Linked DNA regions of Homo sapiens: region 2 is linked to region 1. Evidence: chromatin loops called from intact Hi-C (ENCODE). Cell type or tissue: ascending aorta. All regions are shown on one strand. Links, peaks and the distances in the headings refer to the core of each region. The heading gives the core; the rest is flanking DNA. Region 1 has its middle 31 kb from the start of TLR3. Region 2 overlaps CFAP97 (cilia and flagella associated protein 97).

Region 1 (8,452 bases), core at 296-8,295:
AAGTTACATATCCAATTACAAAGAAATTGACTTTCTTTCAGAACATTCACTGAGATTCTTTATATTCACCATTTTCCAACAGTTCAACCATATAGAAGAGCTGAAAAAATTGTACAGGGAACACCCACATACCATTCCTTAGCTTCCACAATTAACGTTTATCGCTTCTCGGCCGTTTGGCTAAGATTAAGTGCACAATTAACGTTTTACTGTATTTGCTTTACCACATAATCATCCATCTATCCATCCCTCTCTTAATCCGTCTTGTTGTTTGATGCATTTGAAAGTAAATTTCAGACATCTATATACTTCACTCCTAGTCTTCCCAAGGCACATCGTTAAGTAGAGTTGGATATTTGTTTAAAGTGTTTTTTAGATAATATTTACATGCAATGAAAATGCATAAATCTTAAGTTTTCACTTGATCAATGTGGATAAATGAACACATCATTAAAATATAGAACGCAGCCTGGGCAACATGGCAAAACCCTGTCTCTACAAAAAAATGCAAAAATTAGCTGGGTGTGGTTGTGCATGCTTGTGGTCCTAGCTACTTGGGAGACTGAGGCAGAAGGATCACTTGACCCAGGAGGTTGAGGCTGCAGTGAACTGTGACCACACCACTGCATTCCAGCATGGACAACAGAGTGAGACCCTGTCTCCAAAAAAAAAAAAAAAAAGAAGAGATAGAAACGTTATTGCTTTGGTCCAGGAAGTTCTCTAGCTCATTCCCTGCCAGTATTCCCCAGACACCTTCTCCCAGAAGCATCTGCTGTTCTGATATCTTTTTTACCACAGGTAAGTTTTTGCCTATTTCTGGAATTTCCAATAGATAGAATAATATATTACGTGGCTTCTTTCACTCAGTATAATGGTATTTGTTTGTTTGTTTGTTTGTTTTTTCTTAGACAGAGTCTCCCCCTGTCACCCAGGCTGGAGTGCAGTGGTGTGATCTCAGCTCACTGCAACCTCTGCCTCCTGGGTTCAAGCAATTCTCCTGCCTCAGCCTCCCAAGTAGCTGGGATTATAGGCACCTGCCACCACACCCAGCTAACTTTTATATTTTCAGTAGAGACGGGGTTTCACCATGCTGGCCAAGCTGGTCTCAAACTCCTGACCTCAGGCGATCTACCCACCTTGGCCTCCCAAAGTTCTGGGATTGCAGGTGTGAGCCACCGCGCCTGGCTCCACTCAGCATAATGTTTTTGAGAGTCGTTCATGCTACCGTTTGTATCAGCAGTTTATTTCTTTCTATTGCTGTGTAGTATTCCCCTGTATAATTCTATAGTTATCCACTCTCCTGTCAGTGATCACCTGTCTTATTTCTAGGTTTCGTGTATTATAAGGAAAGTTGTTGTTGTGAACATTCCTGGGAAAGTCTTTTTGTAACAAAGGTTTTCATTTTCTTAGGTAAACACCTAGGACTGGAATTGCTGGTAGGAACGTCTTTAGTTGTATAAGAGAATGCCAGGCCTTTTGCTAAGTAATCATGCCCTTTCTTACTCCCGTCAAAAATGTAGGCGCCTTCCAATCACTCTACATCTTTGCCCATACTTGTTATTGTCGGTCTTTAGAGTTTAGCCATTCTGGTCGATTGTGATTTAATGTACATTTCCTTGATGACTAATATTGAACATGTTTCCATGTGATCATTGGTATGTCTTTCTTTGTGAAATATCTTCAAATACTTTCCTCCTTTTAAAAATTGGGTTACTTCTCTTTTTTCTCTCTGGCTGGCTTACGTGGTGTCTGCAGCTTGTGCTCTGCCCTGAGAGGGACTCGGTGTCTCTGGACTCTCGCACAGCCACCCTGTCAGGGGCACTTCAAGAAGCCATCTTGGGCCAGGCGCGGTGGCTCACACCTGTAATCCCAGCACTTTGGGAGGCCGAGGTGGGCAGATCATGAGGTTAAGAGATTGAGACCATCCTGGGCAACATGGTGAAACCCCGTCTCTACTAAAAAAAATACAAAAATTAGGCTGAGTGTGGTGGCTCACGCTTGTAATCCCAGCACTTTGGGAGACTGAGGCGGGTGGATCACGAGGTCAGGAGTTCAAGATCATCCTGGCCAACATGGTGAAACCCCGTCTCTACTAAAAATACAAAAATTAGCTTGGCGTGGTGGTGGGCACCTGTAGTCCCAGCTACTCAGGAGGCTGAAGCAGGAAAATCGCTTGAATCCGGGAGGCAGAGGTTGCAGTGAGACGAGATTGCGCCACAGCACTCCAGCCTGGAGACAGAGCGAGACTTCGTCTCAAACAAACAAACAAACAAACATAAAAACCGAAACCTTCTTGACTTCAGCTGGTGCAGTGAAACACCAGTATGCCAATAAGAACGCTCCCGGGAAGCTGGCCACTGCACTGCCTCTCCTGTTGCACTTTCAGCTTTTGGACGTGCAAATTATATCCACCGACATCCCCCAACTTCCCCCATATAAGCTCTGGAGTATTAAGGACATAAACTTTTGTTTTTGTGCTGACTTGAATTTACTAATTTATTAGTAAATTCATAATAAATTCAGCTATAAATTCCAAAAGAAGTAGATTAACATAATTAACATTTCCCTGCATTAGAGTTCTGGTAGCAAGCTTAACTACTGTGGCAATAAAACACACGTTAGCCCTAAATCAAACTATCCTGGGATACTTTGGAGAGCTGAAAAATGCCACACTGGCCACCTCCTTCATGCCTATTTAGTGTAAAAGCGTGTTTGTTTTTGTCTCAAACTGAAGAGTTGGACAACCCGGAACATGATCAATGGCTCGGCGTTTGCACAGAACAGCATCCTCCTCAGCCGGGAGCACTTCAGCCGCTTGAGTTTAAAGAGTGCTTGTGGAAAAGCCAAATACAACTAGAGAGAACATTTTCCCCAACGTCTGGTTTATGTTTTGGGAAGCTCTTGACAGGTACTAGCAGGAACAAGCTTCTTAAGAACCAGCTCAGTAGCTAAGGAAGGAGAGGGCTCGGCACCTCTCACGTTGGTGCTGAGGCTGCGGTTCGGCTGCTGCTTAACCAAGTCAGGGAGCCGAGGTTTCTGCAGGAAAGACTCATCGGCAGGGACCTGCTTCTCACGCGGTCCGTGTGCCAGCGGTGCTTGGTCCTTAGATGGAGGTCTCTGCGTCCTGGAATCTGGAAATGCTGCATGAAGTCACACTTTTCTTCCTTTGCCTCAGGATTCCAGTGTGTTCCGAGTTTTAAATGACCATTTCAGCCAGGTTGTACTTTTTGCAGCATTAAATGGTTACCTCTGGATAGATCACGCTCTTCTAATGAAAATGTCAGGAAATAGATTCAAGGTTACAAACCAAAAGAGGGCCTGCAGCTTTTAGGTTTACAGTTGGTCAAGAATTTAAAGCATTTCTGACAGAAAGAGGCAGCATTACACAGCAATGAAAAGCAGCGTTTTGTAATCAGAAAGATCGAGCTTCACACCATAGTTCTGCCTCTTGGTGACTATCTGTGACCTTGAGCAAGGTTATTCAGCTCCTTAAGCCCCAGGTTTCATATCTGAATAATGGTCGTGTCTACCTTAGGGGACTATTGTGAGGATTAAATGGAATAATGTGCGTCTACTTCTAGCATATAGTAAATACAGAGTGATCGTTATAATTAGTAACTTTCAGTGATAATTTTACTTTCCTATTTAATACATTTGATCAATATGCTTCTTATAATCAAATAGCCCTATGACAGTGTATTTTACTTAATGATTCATTTATTTTCACCAGATATAATTCCATGATTTAATATCCTTCCTTCTCTCTCTCCTTTCCTTCCTTCCTCTAGTTGTACATCAGCTTCTAAGTCCATAATGTAATTGTCAATGATCTCATGTTGCTGTTAAAGTTAACCTCTAGAAGGTTACATTCTCAGCCATGTTAGTTCTCATTGTACTAAGAGTAAAGTTTTTTGTTTTTATTTTTGAAATAGGGTCTTGCTCTGTTGCCCAGCCTGGAGTGCAATGGCGTGAGCATGGCTCGCTGCAGCCTTGACCTCCTGGGCTCAAACGATGCTCCTGGCTCAGTCTCCCTGAGTAGATGGGATGCACAACCATGCCTGGCTAATTATTTTTATTTTTTATTTTTATAGAGATAGGGTCTTACTATGCATAGGGTGGTCTTGAATTCCTGGGCTCAAGGGATCCTCCCATCTCAGCCTTTCAAAGGTCTGGGATCACAGGTATGAGCCACTGCACCCTGCTAGAGTTCTCTTCTATACCTGAACTTCCAGATGATAATAGGATCATAATTGCTGCCTTGCCCTAGATTTAGGGATTATCTTACTAACTATCGAGAAGATTCATTTGGTGCTAGGAATGCATAATCTTCTGCTTTGAAACACTTCTCACGGTTATGTAACAGGAGAGGCTAATCTTGCTATTTCTGGTTATGTAAGGCTGCCTGCAGCTCCTCTGGGCTGAGACGTCAAGAAGTGTGTCATTTCAAGACACAACACTAGATGGCGCAAAGATATCACCTTTTCCCATTTAAGTCCCGAAATTCGAAATTACTGGCAAAGCACAATTTCATTTCATAATTAGGTGATTAAATAAGCTAATTACAGATGCAAAGAATTAGACACTTGAGTGTTCCCTTTGCTCCTTCCCTTCCTCCTCGCTGTCCTCTCATTTTCCTCGCTTGTTCCTTTAGCATGCCTTGAGATTTGGGCTCTCTTGGAGGAGTAGAAAAGTCAGGGCTTTTCCTGCTGCCGAAACAGTGTAGGTAAAGGATCCACAGAGTCGATTTTCCTTCACCTGTGGAAACACTAGGGAATGGCATTGGTGTGTGCCTTCCATCGACTTTTGGGCTGCCTATCTTCCAGGTTATAGAAGGCCTTACTGGGCTTGTGGCCCTCTCTGCCCTGGTCCTTCCCATCCCCTGGCTGGGAAGCTCAGCAGAGTGCCCACAGGTCTGGATTCCAGGTGCTGCTTCCATCTGTGATTCCCGCCTGCCCTGCAGTATTGCTCCCTCTCCTAACAGCTCCATCTCTCCTATCTACATCCTGCCTAGAGGGGCACACCTGTGCATCAGCTCCCTAGTGTGTGCAATCAACAAATTGAGTGAGGTTATCTCCAGAATCACTTTCCCAGTCTAAAGAGCTTATAATTCTTTGAACCAGCTTATCCCTTTGTTCTTTTTGGGGTCCTAATTAGGGAAAAGGAGTCAGGCTGGTGGGACCGAGGGAAAGCAGAAAGAGGAAGCAGATAAGTTATGTAGGCTTGCCTTTCTTCACCAGGACCAGTCCTCCTATGAATATAACTCAATCGTCCTCTACCCACCTTCTCACCAGGCACGGGTAAGTGAGCTCCCTGTAACCCTGGTGTTATCAGTACTGCTCGTAGCCCTCTTCAGCACACAGCAGAAGCACAGTTCTATAAAATCCCCAGCCCTGCAAGACTTTGTTTCCTGGCAGTCAGCTCCTCTTCTGCTGGCCTACCTGTTGCCTTCTTGCAACATATTTTTATACTTTCTTTATTAAACCTGCCTTTCTTTACCTACAACTATCTTGATAAATTCTTACCCCCGTGCCACTGGCCCGGATAGTCACCAGTCACCCATGACATTCTTTTCCCTTCTGTTCCCTGTATGTCATGTCCCACGGCAACCTTCCACACTTTATTCTAAATAAGCACTCATTTGGTCAGTGACTAGGTTAGCAAGTGAATGAATGACCAGCTTCTGTGACCTCATCTGCCTACCTTCAACATTTCCTTTCCTGTCCTCTTCCCCACCCTGCCCCCCAATATGTGCTTTTCTTCATCATTTCACTGTCCTTCCCAGCAACTGAATTTAGAGTCTTCATTCCAGCTCCTCCTGCTCCATTCCTTCCTGCACTCTTTGCTGCTGTTCTCTGCTTGCTTCCCTGCTGTGTCATTTCAGTTGCTAGAGTTTTGTGTTTTGCTTGCCACATCAGTCTCTGGCTTATCTGCATTATATTCCTGCTCACCAAAATAGAATGACTGAGATATTGATTGAAGTGGCAGATTTGGATTCGCCTCAGCTCTGGTGTTAGGTTGTTCTTGGCTTGCTATAAAAAAAATACCTGAGACTGGGTAATTTATAAGAAAAGAGGTTTAATTGGCTCATGGTTCTGCAGGCTTTACAGGAAGCATGGTGCTGTCATCTGCTTGTCTTCTGGGCTGTCTCAGGGAGCTTTTACTCATGGTGGAAGAAAAAGAGGGAGCGGGTGGGTCACATAGCCAGAGCAGGAGCAAGAGAGAGAGTAGGGAGGAGATGCCACACACTTAACCAATCTCTCTGGAACTCACTGTCACAAGGACAGCACCAAGCCATAAGGGATCCACCCCCATGACCCAAAAACCTCCCACCAGACCCCACCTCCAACACTGGAGATTATAATTCAACCTGAGATTTGGAGGGGACAATATCCAAACTGTATCAGCTCACAAATGAGATTTGAATCTGAGTAGTAAGTTTATGACAACCAAGGTGAATTGGTAATGGGAATAGTTAGGAGTATCAGACAAACATAAGAAACAAGTTAGCTTTTTTTTTTTTTTTTTGAGATAGAGTCTTACTCTGTCACCCAGGCTGGAGTGCAATGGCATGATCTCGGCTCACTGAAACCTCTGCCTCCTGGATTCAAGCAATTCTCCTGCATCAACTTCCCCAGTAGCTGGGATTCCAGGCACCCGCCACCATGCCTTGCTAACTTTTGTGTTTTTAGTAGAGTGGGGTTTCACCATGGTGGCCAGGCTGGTCATGAACTCCTGACCTCAAGTGATCCACCCCCCTCGGCCTCCCAAAGTGCTGGGATTACAGGCATGAGCCATTGTGCCTGGCCACAAGTTAGCTTTAATTCTCTGGAGGACAGTCCATGGTCAATGGTCTCAGATGCTTGTAAAATACTTGAAGAGTTGATGCTGCTGCTCAAGCCCACCTCATCAATTCCCAGCCTTTACCAGTTGATAACTGATGGTCTGCAGAGGGATTGGGAACATCGCTCAACCTGTTCCTTATTTCTTATATCAGAGATCGGTACCACATTTCCCCTGTCATGTGCCTGACCCGATGCAATAGCTACTGAATATGTACAAAAGCATACAGACTCTGTATTTGAAAATAAGAACAAGCCCTTGATAGGTAATTGTATACTTATGAATTATCAAAAATTTACTATATGAAAAATAACAGACTTTTTTTTAACCCTGTAAAATGTTTTATAAAAATTTAATTTTAATTGTAATAACACAAATGGATGGATGTTTAGGTGCTAATTAGAAAAGTAATTGGAAATTTTTTCTGTCAAAGTATCCTCATATGTCTGAGGAAATCTTTCCCTACTTGAGGGCTGGGGAGGGAGGGAAGATACAGCAAGGGGATCGGGAATCCATGTGTGCCTCAGGCTCGATCTGTATCCTGAGGGATTGGTAATCAGTGTGTGTATCAGGTGAGATCTGTACCCTGAGGGATTAGGAATCCATGTGTGCATCAGGTGTGATCTGTACACTGAGGGATTAGGAATCCATGTGTGCATCAGGTGTGATCTGTACCCTGAGGGATTGGAAATCCATGTATATATCAGTCATAATCTATACCCTGAGGGATTGGGAATCAATGTGTGTATCAGTCATGATCTATACCCTGAGGGACTGGGAATCTGTGCATGTAGCAGGTGTGATCTGTACCCTGAGGGATTGGGAATCCATGTGTGATCAGGTGTGATCTGTACCCTGAGGGATTGGGAATCCATGTATGTATCAGTCATGATCTGTACCCTGAGGGATTGGGAATCAATGTGTGTATCAGGTGTGATCTATACCCTGAGGGATTGGGAATCTGTGTGTGTATCAGGTGTGATCTGTACCCTGAGGGATTGGGAATCCATGTGTGTTTCAGGCATGATCTGTACCCTGAGGGATTGGGATTCCGTGTGTGCATTAGGCATAATCTGTACCCTGAGGGATTGGGAATCTGAGTGTGTATCAGGTATGATCTGTACCCTGAGGGATTAGGAATCCACGGGTGTATCTGGCGTGATCTGTACCCTGAGGGATTGGGAATCCGTGTGTGCATCAGTCATGATCTGTACCCTGAGGGATTGGGAATCCATGCGTGTATCAGGTGTGATCTGTACCCTGAGGGATTGGGAATCCGTGTGTGTATCAGGCATGATCTGTACCCTGAGGGATTGGGAATCCGTGTGTGCATCAGGCATGATCTGTACCCTGAGGGATTGGGAATCCGTGCGTGTATCAGGTGTGATCTGTACCCTGAGGGATCGGGAATCCTAGTGTGTATCAAGTATGATCTGTACCCTGAGGGATTGGGAATCCGTGTGTGCATCAGGCATGATCTGTACCCTGAGGGATTGGGAATCCGTGCGTGTATCAGGTGTGATCTGTACCCTGAGGGATCGGGAATCCTAGTGTGTATCAAGTATGATCTGTACCCTGAGGGATTGGGAATCTGTGTGTGCATCAGGCATGA
Region 2 (8,452 bases), core at 117-8,116, 850 kb after region 1:
GTTGTATGGATATTGCTGGCCTTTTCGACCTGATGTTGAATTACTGAGTTCCAGTCACACTTTGTTGTTGTTGCCGCTCCTGTTGTAAGGACACTCCGGGTTTTTTCCCGTTGGTGAGGCACTTGCATTGCTGTGGCCCTTTTTCTTTGCAGAGGGCTCTGCTTCTCCCTGTTTCTCAAGTCTCTGCCAGGGAGAGCCTTTTTCTAGACATCTATCTTTGGGAGCTTTACACTCCCCATGCCTCTCTGTGTCGCAAAAGCTTGTTTCTCTCCATCGGGATACTTACTAGACTCTGAAATTAGTTAGTTTGCTTGTGTGTCCCATTGCAGTGAATGAAGGCAGGATCTTATTTCTTGTTGGAATTTCCAAATACAGGCACATAATAGACAGTATTTGTAGACTGAAGGGACTGTCAGGAAACTGCTTCTGTTGCACAGCTGTGCTGGTTAGGAAACATATTTCATATGTTCATGGAAATTTCATTTTATAACAGTTGCCCATTCCTGTTAAAACTTGCCATCTGAAATACATAGAATAAGTCTGTGCATCCTTCTGCATTATAATCTTTAAGACATTTGATTAATATTCTCCCCTGGGTAAAATCTCCAATTTTTAATCAAGCCATCTGGGGTAACAATTTTCTTGTAATTCTTTTTTCTTATAATTCTTATGGCCACTTTCCAGTCTGTGTGTTCATTAGTTAAGCTAGAGCATACGATTCGCTAGGTGGATGATTTATTGGGTTGACAGACAGCAGGCTGCAGCTCTCTCCTGCTCTTCTGGATTTCCAGCACCAACCTCAAGTGCTCTAACACAACGATTTTTAAACATTTTGGTCTTAGGACACTTTTACATTCATAAAAGTTATTGAGGATTCTGAAGAGCTTTTGTTTATATAGGTTATAGCTTATATCTGTAAATATTTACCATATTAGAAATTACACATTTTTAAAATATTGATTTGTTTAATAGTAGTAATAAACTCATTATGTAGTTGCCATATAATGTAAGTAATGTATGTCATGAAAAAGGTGTATATCCAAAAAAATTAGTGATTTTTGCTAATCACTAGCATCTGGTTTAATAGAATGTAGCTGGATTCTCAAATCAGCTTCTGCTTATAATCTATTATAATCTATATATCATTGGCTAAAGGATGTATAGAAAATATGCCATATGCAAAATGTTCAAAAATGAAGGAGTATTTTAATAACCTTTTCAGTTACTTGTGGATTTTTTTATACCACAAGTCGTATTTTCTTTTCTGTTGTTGTTGTTTTTTGAGACAGAGTCTCACTCTGTTGCCCAGGCTGCAGTGCAGTGGCGCGAGCTTGGCTCACTGCAACCTCTGCCTCCCGGGTTCAAGCAATTCTCCCACCTCAGCCTCCTGAGTAGCTGGGATTACAGGCGCCCTCCACCACGCCTGGCTAATTTTTGTATTTTTAGTAGAGACGGGGTTTCACCATGTTGGTCAGGCTGGTCTGGAACTCCTGACCTCAGGTGATCCACCTGCTTCGGCCTCTCAAAGTGCTGGGATTACAGGTGTGTACCACCTCGCCTGGCCCACAAGTAATAGTTTCTTAGATGTTAGTTGCAATGTGAAATCTGAAATTAATCTCAGTTAACTTTTAATCGTGAATTTCAAGTCTGTTATGTTAAAACATATTGATCTTTCTTGATTGATTTTTAATGTATATTTTACCTATGCCTGGTTTTGGAATGTGACATATTGGGTATTTGGAAAATATTGTTTCACTGAGCTTACAAATGTTGGCAGGCCAGGTACAGTGGCTACGCCTGTCATCCCAGCACTTTGGGAGGCAGACGTAGGCAGATCACTTGAGCCCAGGAGTTTGAGACCAGCCTGGGCAACATGGTGAAACCCTGTCTCTACAAAAAATACAAAAATTAGCTAGGCATGGTGGTGTGTGCTACTGTAGTCCCAGCTGCGGGGGGAGGTTGAGATAGGAGGATCTCTTGAGCCAGGGAGTTGGAGGTTGCAGTGAACTGAGATCACGCCACTCCATTCCAACCTAGGAGACAGAGTAAGACCCTGTCTCAAAAAAAAAAAAAAAAAAAAAGGTTGGCAAATTTCAGAATACATTATATAGAAATCATAGTTGTTAATATCACTACCAGCCTCATCAGAAAGCTCTTGAGAAGCTGTCAAACTCATGGTGGCAGATACAAGTTTACCTAAAATACTATTTTTTGCTAAAAAGCTCAAATTTTATTATTGGTAATAAATACTGTCAACTGTTTTCCTTGAAGTGACAGAATTGTTCTTTAAAATTATATTTGTAATGCAAAAATTGGATGGTGGTTGAAATTAAATCATAAAATATCATGAGATAATGCAGATTGCTCACTAATATTGTGTAATAACATATATCTTGATATATTTGCCTTTTTTCTTGTGCATCAAATTTCTATTGCTGCATTGCTCTTCGTTCATAATTCTTACTGTGATTTGTATGTGTTGAACCCATTTCCTGTTCAGAAAAAAAAAAGTACAGCTCACTGCCAGCACTCATTTCTTGGGGCAAATGGGAAACGTGTTAAAAAGTTGCAGCCTATTGTTTGGCATTAAAAAGTATTGTTCTTATAAAATTAGGTTAAAAATGGGTTGAAAAGAGAAATGTTCTAGAAGATAAATTAAAATGTTCAATATGTCTAGTGGGCTTTATTTTTTAAATATGGGCTTGTTTGACTAAATCATAATTTTTATTTTTAAGGGGACACTTCCGTTTTTTAAAATCTTGTAAGTACTATTTGTTCCCACAAATTATAAACCCCACTGTATCCTAGGAAAGAGGATTAAAAAACGAGCATACAAAAGGAAGGTATTGTTTCAGCCAATAAAAAGCTTCTTACAGGAAGAAAACACTCAACTCTTAGAATTGTCAAGTTTTTAAAAACCATCTAATAGAAAATAGTCTGATTTCTGGGCTTTTTGTTCAGAGTCATCAGTGATTATCCAGGATTTTGAATACAAGAAGGGAATTCCGAATGAAACAATATTTCTCATATAACAGGTCACCCAAAGACACGCTAGACTTCAGGGTTGATTGAGTGGCTCAAAACTTCATCAGGGACCTACTTTCTAGCACTGTGTTCCTCCAGCCCTGGTGTTGGCTTCGTTCTTAGGCTGCTAGGAGATGTCTGCAGCCGTTTTCAGTGTTCACCTTCAGACACAACAGTGTCCAGAGGAAGAGACAGTGTCTCTTCTCTGACTCTTGGAATGGAGGAAACTTCTTAAAGAAATTTGGCCCAGTCAACATCCACATAGGTCTCCTTGCCCAGAACTGGTTACGCTCCCATTCCCGAACCAGTCGTTGGTAGGGGAAATGGGATTATCCTGGGCCAAGCAGGCTCACCCTGGAAGTCAGGGATCTGTGAAGTAGGAGGAAAATAGATATACAGTAATTGGGCAGCCAACTTTGTCCAAGAGAGCTTCTCAAACTTCAGTATGCATACGGTTAACCCAGGGATACTGTTAAAATGCAGATTTGGGTTCAGTAAAACTAAGGTAAGAGCTAAATCGGCATTTCTAATCAGCCCCTACTGGTGATACCCGTGCTGCAGATCTAGGGACCATGGTCTGAATATCAAGACACTGAGTAAACTATTTGGTTCCATTGAAAATAAAGCATTCTTCACTCTTCCTGTCTAACCCATTTCTGAAACTTAATTAGATATAGAGAACCTAAATATTTTTAACTTTTAAATAAGAAAAATAATCCTACCCCAAACTCCTGAACAGTTCCCCAATTATAATTAAATTGAAATACTGTTAAAAAGCATTTAACACAGATGCTGAGCTAAAATGTAGAAGGGAAGCTTTATTCATAGTACTGCATAGTAAAGAACCCCTGATAGAAGAGATTTGCCAGTAGGTGGCGCTCAGGGCTTTTTAAGGCGCAGGAACAAACATGGCATTTTGCCAGTTGGTACATCTGTTATTGGAGTCCATAATATAACAATCCACCAAGGATTCTTCATAATAATAAAGCATTTTAAACACTAATTAGGACTGTCAGTCTATTATATAAGGTATTGCAATCATTTTTCAAAATTATCATTCATGCTCGATTTACACAGTGAAGCATTTCAGATCCAAAATTATTTTCCTATGTTTTCTTTATTTTCCACCATATAACTGCAACTGTGGTCATGGTAGGTGGATATGAATGCAGAGCCAGGCTTGTGCCTTTTCTGCATTCATCTCTCAATACACTTTATCACTTCTAACTTACACTAAATAAGCTTTTCTAGGCTGCTTTGGCTTACCTAATTTCTTCACTGCCTTTTCTACTTCCTGGAACATAAATCCACTTAGTATGGGGAGGATGATGGTGAAGACAACATGTGAGCCCATCAGAGCACAGCTGAGGCAGGAATGCAGCATACTCTCTGCATCCTTTCAGTTTAAACATTTTCACGGACTTCAGTACAGAGGTTCGGTAAACCAGTTTACTGCTTAAGGTAGTGAATACTAAGTAAAAAATTTTGCAAGTTAACAGCCATATTAGGTGAGAGTTCAGATAATGAGGGATACCTGTATAGCCAACCACATCAACATTTTATTGGTTTAAAAGAACCTTTTTTTTTTTTTGAGACGGAGTCTTGCTCTGTCACCCAGGCTAGAATGCAGTGGCGCAATCTCAGCTTACTGCAGCCTCCACCTCCCGGGTTCAAGTGACTCTCCTGCCTCAGCCTCCCGAGTAGCTGGGATTACAGGCGGGCACCACCACGCCCAGCTAATTTTTGTATTTTTAGTAGAGACGGGGTTTCACCATGTTGGCCAGGCTGGTCGTGAACTCCTGACCTCAGATGATCCGCCCGTGTCAGCCTCCCAAAGTGCTGGGATTACAGGCATGAGCCACCACGCCCAGCCCGTTTGTTGTTTATGAAATAGAAATTTGAACTATAAAATATTAAGCCTATGAAACAAAGATTGATAAAAGAATGTAAAATTGAATCTACCAGTATAGGGCATGGAATGACGAGACAGTGTTGAACCAAGGTAAAGACAGTTTTGAAAGTGGAATAAAACTTAGGCTTCTGGGTGTTACCGACATGATCACAAACAAGACAGCAACTGTTCTGAGCTTCAGGCACTCTATTTGTAGGAGGAGATTGTTGATATAGGTTGCTAGGGTCCATTCTAACTTCAGAGTTCTTCGGGTTCTGTGAGAAATAGTGGAAGAAGGGAAGACCATTGCATAGTGGCAGTATTAGATACAGGACTTTGAAGTGGATCTTGAAAGATTAGTCGAATTTCTGAATATTCAACCTCTTTTAGCTCAAGGGTGGCTGACTTGGGGAATTTTCCACCTCCATGCAAAGCTGCCTTTGCTATGTAAATGTCAAAAAATGGTTGGAATTAGATCCTTCATCTTGACCTGTAAATCCCTGAATAGGCAGAGAGGGCATTAAAAAAATGGAGTAGTAAACAGAAGTTTAGACATCAAGTTATGGTATGAATCTCACCGATTTGGAGAGCATTGAAGACGTTGACCACACTAGATTTAAAGGTATGTTTCATATTTTGTATAGGTAAAATTAGGTCACTTTAAAAAGAATCTGAAACAGCAAAAATTTAAAATATTTTAGAAATACATGGCCTCAAAATCTACTATATAAACTATGAAATAATCACTACAGGATGTATTTTGAGAAGAAAAATAAATACAAGAAATGGGATTGAAGAAGCATTGATGAGCAAAGAAACTGGTTAAATTTTTTGCTAAAGTGATACCAACGTGTGAGGGATTGAAGTGAAGTGCCTTGTTCAAGGGAAGATACAGACCCTGTTATGCTCCATAAGAAAGGAGATGCCCATACTGAGATTAGCTACCAGCACGTCCTGCCTGGCAGCACATTTTATCCTTTCTTCCTGGCAAACTGCAGGAAATCTCAATGCCCTCAACACACTACCAAGTATTGCCAAACATTTAAGAAAAGCAAAAACCAACAGAGAGGCACCAGACTCATAGCTGAAGAATGTAATACTTCAAACTCTTAAAAGAGCAAGCTTGATGATTTTAGGATCTTTGAGGACAAAACTGTTTTCACTAAGACTATGCCGGCTGGGTGTGGTGGCTCATGCCTATAATCCCAGCACTTTGGGAGGCCGAGGCGGGCGGATCACCTGAGGTCGGGTGTTCGAGACCAGCCTGACCAACATGGAGAAACCCTGTCTCTACTAAAAATACAAAATTAGCCGTGCGTGGTGGCACATGCCTGTAATCCCAGCTACTCGGGAGGCTGAGGCAGGAGAATGGCTTGAACCTGGGAAGCGGAGATTGCAGTGAGCCAAGATCGCGCCATTGCATTCCAGCCTGGGCAACAAGAGCAAAACTCCGTCTCAAAAAAAAAAAAAAAAAAAAAAGTATGATTATGCCTTGATTTGCTTTTTATTTAATTAATTTTTTTTTATTTTTATTTTTTTTGAGACGGAGTCTCGCTCTGTTGCCCATGCTGGAGTGCAGTAGTGCAACCTCCGCCTTCCTGGTTCAAGCAATTCTCGTGCCTCAGCCTCCCCAGTAGCTGGGATTACAGGTGTGTGCCACCATGCCTGGCTAATTTTTGTATTTTTAGAGTATTTTGTCTGCAGACAAAAGTCTGCAGAGACAAGGTTTTAAGCCAGGCATTAAACGACTTGCAAAACAAACTCTGCCACTCGCTGACTTTTTAAAATAAAAATGTTATGTTCACATATAATTGGTTTATTATTTTTAGAGGAATTAATATCTTTAAAACAATTTCTAGCATGGTAACTATTGGTAGATGTAACCCACATACACATTCTTTGGGGTCCTCAGTCTTTAGGGGGGGTGTTAAGGGGTCCTGAGGTTTAGGAGAATGGAACTAGAATAGGTGATTAGACTATTCATAATGCTACAAACTTTTGGAGAAAATCTTAGAGAAAAAAGTTTTTAACTTAGTCAATCTCCCAAAATAGAAAAGAATGAGAAAAAACAGTAACAAAACTTCAGTTAAAGATTACAGGAAAAAAGTACAAAGAATGCAAGTGGGTGGTTGGGTAGTTTTAACTTACCAGAAGATACTATCAGAGCATATTAAAAAAAATACAGAAGTATTACTTAGGCTTAAAAATGAAGGAAATTCTGACATAATGCTACATGGGTGAACCGTGAGGACATTATGCTAAGTGAAATAAGGCAATCTCAAAAAGACAAATAAGTGCTGTATGATTATATGAGATGCTTGGAGTGGTCGAAATTATAGAGACAAAGCTTCCAGAGGCGAAGGGAAGGGAGCAATGGGGAGTCAGAGTTTAATGGATACAGAATTTGTTTTACACAATGGAAGGAGTTTTGGAAACTGGTGGTGGTGATGGTTACACAATATGAATGTATTCGGTACCACTGAACTGTATACTTAAAAATGGTTAACGTGGTAAATTTTGTGTTCCGTGTATTTTGCCACAATAAAAAAATAAAACACTAGCCCTGTCTGATAGGGTTTCTGTTATGCTAAATATGAGTGCTCAGTATATGCCAACAGAATTGGGAAAAAAATAAACAACATTCAGCCTAAAAAGATATTTAAAATAGTATAGGAAGAATGAAAATAAGGGCTAGAAAAATACATGCCAATATCTCCTTTAACAAGGAGAAAGTAAAACTTATCAATCCTATTAATATACAACATAGAACTCAAGATGTGAACATCACTAAAAGAGATAGAGAAGGGTGTTTCACATTAGTAAATGGGTCAAATACACTAAAAAGATAAAATTCATTGATTTGAAATGTATGATAAAGGCAAAATAGAACTGGAAAATAACATTTGGGAAGCCACATCACCATGGAAGCATTGATAATCAATTTAAACCAAATAACAACAAAAACTAGCATCTGCTTGTGGGATGCTCTTGGCCACAGGTATTTTGTCACACAATGCTTTTTTAAAAGTGATGAACTAATCAGCTACTACTGCATGACAGATTACCCCAACACTTAGGGAATAGAGAGACCCAAAGGTAGAGGTGACTCAGTGGCCGGGACTACAGTCAACCCAGTGCTGTGTTTTCACATCAGGTGCCTGGGCTTGGTACAGCCTGAAGGCCAGAACCCAAGGGCCCATGTGGGGTTCTCCATGTGGCCTGGCTTCCTCACGTCTCAGCCATAGGGTAGTTGGACTTCTTACATGGTGGCTCAGGATTCTAAGCACGTGTGTTCCAGGAAACAAGGCAGAAACCTCATTGCCTTTTATGACCTAGCCTCAAAAGTCACATAGCATCATTTCTTTCATGCTCTATTGGTTGAAATGGTCATAAACCCTCCCAGATTTAACGCAAAAGGGCATAAACCTCTACTTCTTAATGGGAGGAGTGTCAAATAATGTAAATTATAATAATCTTTAATTTAAAGATTTTATATCTTAAAATCTCTTCAGTCCAACTTCCGGCCACAGATTTATT

What was found. Hi-C counts contacts between places; a loop is a spot of excess contacts. Peaks named below come from ENCODE experiments on the same cell type or tissue, not always from the same donor. Only the 100,000 strongest peaks of a DNase experiment are listed, where the experiment ranks them.
Region 2: a loop joins it to region 1, with 2.5 times the contacts of the local background. A loop is called at or near these places in 4 of 110 quality-filtered maps.

Annotation. Positions count from the first base shown.
Region 1 is chr4:186,034,353-186,042,804 of GRCh38, reverse strand. No RefSeq gene overlaps it. Among named protein-coding and RNA genes, the nearest start is that of TLR3, 31 kb to the left of the region's middle. In ascending aorta, for the core only: a CTCF peak has its summit at 4,452 (motif pointing right); DNase peaks (open chromatin) are centred at 3,050 and 4,441; H3K4me3 peaks cover 1,009 bases; H3K27ac peaks cover 492 bases.
Region 2 is chr4:185,179,263-185,187,714 of GRCh38, reverse strand. The region is part of intron 2 of CFAP97 (cilia and flagella associated protein 97); the gene reads left to right. Among named protein-coding and RNA genes, the nearest start is that of CFAP97, 21 kb to the left of the region's middle. In ascending aorta, for the core only: a CTCF peak has its summit at 3,899 (motif pointing right); DNase peaks (open chromatin) are centred at 3,914 and 6,014; H3K27ac peaks cover 4,660 bases.